Regions from separate parts of the Homo sapiens genome. Here region 2 is linked to region 1. Evidence: chromatin loops called from intact Hi-C (ENCODE). Cell type or tissue: dorsolateral prefrontal cortex. All regions are shown on one strand.

Evidence for each region. Hi-C counts contacts between places; a loop is a spot of excess contacts. Peaks named below come from ENCODE experiments on the same cell type or tissue, not always from the same donor. Only the 100,000 strongest peaks of a DNase experiment are listed, where the experiment ranks them.
Region 2: it touches region 1 in a loop (4-fold over the local background); 1 of 110 quality-filtered maps calls a loop at or near these places.

What each region holds. Positions count from the first base shown.
Region 1 is chr6:164,084,541-164,087,040 of GRCh38, reverse strand. LOC105378106 (a long non-coding RNA gene) reads right to left here and starts at 1,042. Exons shown (of 2, transcript XR_943218.4): 1 at 721-1,042; 2 at 42-228. In dorsolateral prefrontal cortex, a CTCF peak has its summit at 1,431; DNase peaks (open chromatin) are centred at 1,380 and 1,750; H3K4me3 peaks cover 1,996 bases; H3K27ac peaks cover 2,500 bases.
Region 2 is chr6:164,692,600-164,695,099 of GRCh38, reverse strand. No RefSeq gene overlaps it. Among named protein-coding and RNA genes, the nearest start is that of MEAT6, 130 kb to the left of the region's middle. In dorsolateral prefrontal cortex, no CTCF peak of the experiment used is centred here; a DNase peak (open chromatin) is centred at 989; H3K4me3 peaks cover 1,257 bases; H3K27ac peaks cover 2,144 bases.

The sequences.
Region 1 (2,500 bases):
CTAAGGCACCCTCATCCTGTGTTTTTGTTTGTTTTTTTTTCCACAAAGTCACATAAACCTTGCGGACCCCTTGCCCAGAAGCTCCCAGTGGTGGTGACAGGGGCTTAGCTGAAATTTGGTCTCCTTCTCTGTGTTGAAGTAATCTTGCAGATTGTGGTGTCCTCTGTCATCTTGTGAACTGCACGTGTGGCTCACAGGTGGTTTCACTGGTTTATTTTCGTGGGAAGGCTGTGCAGGCAGATGAGAATCAGGCCCGCGCCATCCTCCCCCACACCCACGAGATTCCCCAATCCCTTTTTACTCATTTTTTTCTACTTCTCCCTCAACAAGAAGCCACGGTCATGAGAAACCTGAACGGGGACTTGAGTAACTGAGGATGCGGCGCTCTGCTGCAGAGGCAACAGGGCACCATGAACACTAGCCGGGTACATCCAAAATGGAAAAATATGACTATCTCTCAGGGTTGTCGTGCAGATTAACTGAAACAATAATCATGAAAGCACGTGGCACACAGTGACTTCTTAAGCCACCTGTCATCTCTGTAACCAGGCCCTAGAAATTGTCCTTCCGGGGTTGCTCAGGGGGTCAGTGACCCAGCCCCCCTTCACAGGAACTTGTTGGGGTGTGTCCTTAGAACCCACAAGGCAGGAAGTGAGCAAATTCTTAGTTTTCCCTTAGCTAAGAACGATCATGTAAAGAAGGTATTGGGGTCTCTGATACCTGGATACAGAATCACTTAATAATACACATCGGCTTTGCCCACAAACGGGGGAGCAAAGAGGAACCTCATAGCCTCACACTAATTCTGAGCACGTGATCAGCCTCGGCTGCCGGTTCGTCTGCTGAGGAGGAGGAGGAGGAGGAGGAGCAGCGTCTGAAACACGGGAAATGTCCGAAGCCATCTTTCCGCTCCAGCCACTTATGGGTCAGAGTGAAATCTTTCTCTTCTCTCCTCTACGTCAGTTTAGAGTCTCCTATTAAACAGAAAACATGTCGAGCTCATAGGAACACCGCTTTCTTTCCTCCTTCCTCTGAATTTTCTTCACCATCTTCCCCGACACAGGCACCCTCACCCCTGGCCCCCTGCCCACGTCACTCCTCAGTGCTGGCCTCCGGTTGTCAATAGCAGCAGCGACTGTGTCTTCATGAAGAAAGATGGATAAAATATTACCATAACCTCAGAGGCATGAGCAAAGCCCTTATTAGAATTCGGGACCTACAGCTGGAACTTCCAGCATGGGGCGGGAGATAAAGTTCACTATTGTTAGCTCACAAGTGGCTCCGACTTCCTGGCAACTGCAGTGAATTACTCAGTCATTTATGCAGGCCTTCAGAAACAGTCCACTGTTTCCCAACAAAAAAGGCATTCAGGAAGGGAGCGAAGGCTCCGCGGCCCTGGAGAGCCGGCTTTAGGGCAGCCACTGGCCGGGCGGTCTCCCAAGTCAATGGCCTCTGTGGGAAAGGCAGTGATGTCACCTCGAATGTATTTTCGGGGCTTTGCCCTGCTTTCTCCTGATCTCTCCCTCTCAGGCTGTTTCCCTGTTTTATTTTTCTCCTCTTTCTTTCTCTCCTTCCAGCTTCTTTGAGGGCATTATGACTTTTTTCCAAGTTTAGAGCTCAAATCCACTGAAGGCCCGCACGCAGCCCCATGACTGCCATGGCAACGCCGGGCCTGGTACACTTTTTTTTTTTTTTTGCATAAAAAGTAGAGAAAGATTGAAAAGAGGGACAAGAATGAAAGGGGGAACGGAGCCAGTTTGGCCTGCGCGGGGCTGGTGTCTGCTGGGCAAGGACAGAAGCACACGGGGAACGGGACTCGTGAGGCCGGAGGAGCCAGCGGAGGGGCCTTTGAGAAACAAATTTGTGATCCTTCACGGTCAAAGCTTCCGAAAAAGCTCTGCGCTTCTGACGGATGACAAGAGAGGGAGGGCAACAAAGTTCTCACAAGAAATAAGGTCTCGCTTTTGAACATGTACCCAATTGCATAGTTTAGAGGAAGCTTTCAAAAATCTGTCTAGCCTCTCAAAAAGAAAGACAAAAAGAAGAAGAAGAAGAAAGGAGCGAAAAGTCTCAAAAGGACTTTTGACCTGTGTAGAAAGAGAGCAGAAAACACGCTGACACATTTCCTGGAATACCCAAGGTCCTTGAGCTCCCTATTGTTAAACGGCCTCAGTGGAAACTCGAAGGTGTCAGCTGTGTCAAATCAACTCAAAATAATCGATGACAAACAGAAAGAGACATTCATTACTGTACCTTCTTCCCCTAGAGAATATAACATTACCTTGAACTCCTGAAAGAAAATGAATGTCATGTCTCCGATATGTTTTGTGTCCATTCTATCAAAAAGCAGATTGCAAACAGTCTGAGAAAGCAGCTCCTGAAAAATCCAGACAACTGCCCCCATGAAAGCCGGGGCCAGCAGGTGAGGTGACTTGAGCGTGCAGGCATGGATCGCGGTCTCCTGCTGCCCAGGGCTCTTCCTGCTAGCATCAGCATCTGA
Region 2 (2,500 bases), 610 kb before region 1:
ATTTTAATGATAATAACCCCCCTTGTAGAGAATTTAATACTTTACAAAGAACTTTAACAACAAAGGAGCCACATATACCTCTTATAGAGTAAGTAAAGCAAGTCCTATAATCTCATTTCAAGAACATCGAGAAACTGAGTTTTGGAGTTACATATACTAGTGAATAGGAGAGCAGAGGCTTCAATTCCATTTGAATGATGCCCCTGGATTTGTGCAGCCAGGGGCACCCGTTGGTGAATGTGGGAAGCAGCACATGCTAAGACCCAGTGGTGGGATCAAACCCGGAGTGGCTGAGGAACTGCAGTCCCCGTGTGTCTGAAAGCGATGGAACCTTGTAAAAAAAGTTTGGCCCTCGACTCAGAAGATGGTGCAGTCTCATGGGAAACAAAAGTTGGAGAAGATATGCTAATCACACAGAAAAATGTGAGACCAAGCTTTCAGTCAATACTGAAATAGGCTTGACATATCTGATGGACCACCCGGGGCACTACCTAACTGAAGCCTAGGTCTGGGTTTCATGTAGATACAAAATTGGCTAAGAAAACAGTGGGTAAATGGAATTGAGCAGACAATGGGCAGTCATTGCTAGACTTAATCAAGGAATCCACACAGTCAAAAAGGTTTTAGTCTATTCATTGAAAGACTTATTTCATTGGAACTTTGGGCAAAAAAGTGGTTGTGTTTATTGTGTGTTACATAGATCATGATACATTATTTTATACAATTGTAAAAGAATCTTTTAAATCACCACCTTAATAGAGTTGTAATTTTACTCAAAACTAGAATTAAAAAATGAAACCCATATATATATTTAACTTAGAAAGATGCAGCTGGGCTTCAAAATTGGCCTCATGCATTTTCCTTCCACAATTTGGCAAAACTACAGCAACCTCCTCTCAAACATTGGCCTCCTTCCTTGTTTCAGCACAATGGGAGCTTTCACATTTCTTCCAAAAGGCTTATTCACAATTATGCAACCCTTTATGGGAGCTTCCTACAGAAAACCACACAGAGTGATGCAGGCACCCTGGTTGTCTGGGTTCCTGCCGAGAGGTAGCAATTTGATGAAAGCAAGGAAGCCAGACCCCATCGTGAGTAAGATTTTAATGCGTGAGCCTAGCATCCGAAAAGGATAACAGCCCTGCTCATAGCATTCACCTTAATGAAAACGCAGTCAGTCTAACATTCAAAATGCACTTAATTTTAAAAGTACTCCTCATTCACACACAGCAACCAGATCATGCACTACATCTTATCTTTTTGTGTGTGTGAACCTAAGATCATGGGTCAAAGAGAAATATGCTTTCTGTGTTTAAACTGAAAAAAAAAATTCCCCGCAAATTGCAATGAAATATCATATTTCCACTCTAAGAGACTGAAAATTATTCAAAAATATATATTTAAATAAGACTAGCAATGAAGCAAGAAATATTTAGTTTCGTGAGACAGCAGTGCTAACTCTCTTTTATTGTTTTGGTAACATCCTATGAGAAGTTGCATTCAGATAAACAGTTCAACCCCTTCAGATTTGCTGACTGTTTACTGTAATATTTTTCAATAATTATGTAATTAGCTCATCAACTCTTTCACACTCAGTATTTCCCTCCTAGCTACTTGGTTTGTTTACTTTAGGGGCTGTCTGAAGTTCTGTGTACAGAATTAATAAGTGGAATAATTTATCTCTTTGCCTTTTGCAAAGAGTCATTCTAATTCAGAACACCTTTACCCGCATGAAGTTCGTGACTCTTTGAGGCTGCCATGGTTCTTAGCTGTTACTGATCCAGGAATCAATTTAAAATACAGTTCACTCTTTATTCTGTTACATTGTTATTTCTTAACCAATAGGTTTTGTGTTTGAAGTGATTTCTAAAGAAACTTCCAGTTGAGGACATTCAATACTAATCAAAGGGTCATAATATGTAAAATATGGAACTGGTGCAGATTTGGGACTGAAAAAAAATGAGAAGGACATAGTGACATGCTTCGTGAGGAGATGAAAGCAGAAGTAAATAAGCTCTAAAGTTTTGAATGAGAACTGCTGGCATTTTTTTTCTTGTGTTTTTAGGTGTGCTAAGTGCAGCAAGCCCATTCAGAGAGCTGGCCTGAGCCATGCAAGCAGTGAGAGGGGCAGCTGAACGGAATGAAGACAGGGCTCTGTCCCCTGTGAATGGAATGGGGGTCTCAACAGAGAGAAGCAATTGCCAAGGGATAGGAAAGCAGGAGGCTCTTAATAGATGTGCCCAGGACTGAGGTCATAGGCAACAGGACAATAGTCAGATCCAGTGATAAAATCTACAAAAGAAATCAGTGGAAAAAATGCACATAGATTTACTAAGATTTACCCAAAATCTGGGAAGTCATACTAAGGAAGTACAAAATGGTATAATAGAAATTCAATTAAAATAGATTACTTAAAGGAAGAACCCTGAAACAATTCAAACTCTTCTAAAAATATACTGCCCTAGCAAGGAGTAAGCTTTCTATGACTTAAGGTGTTCAA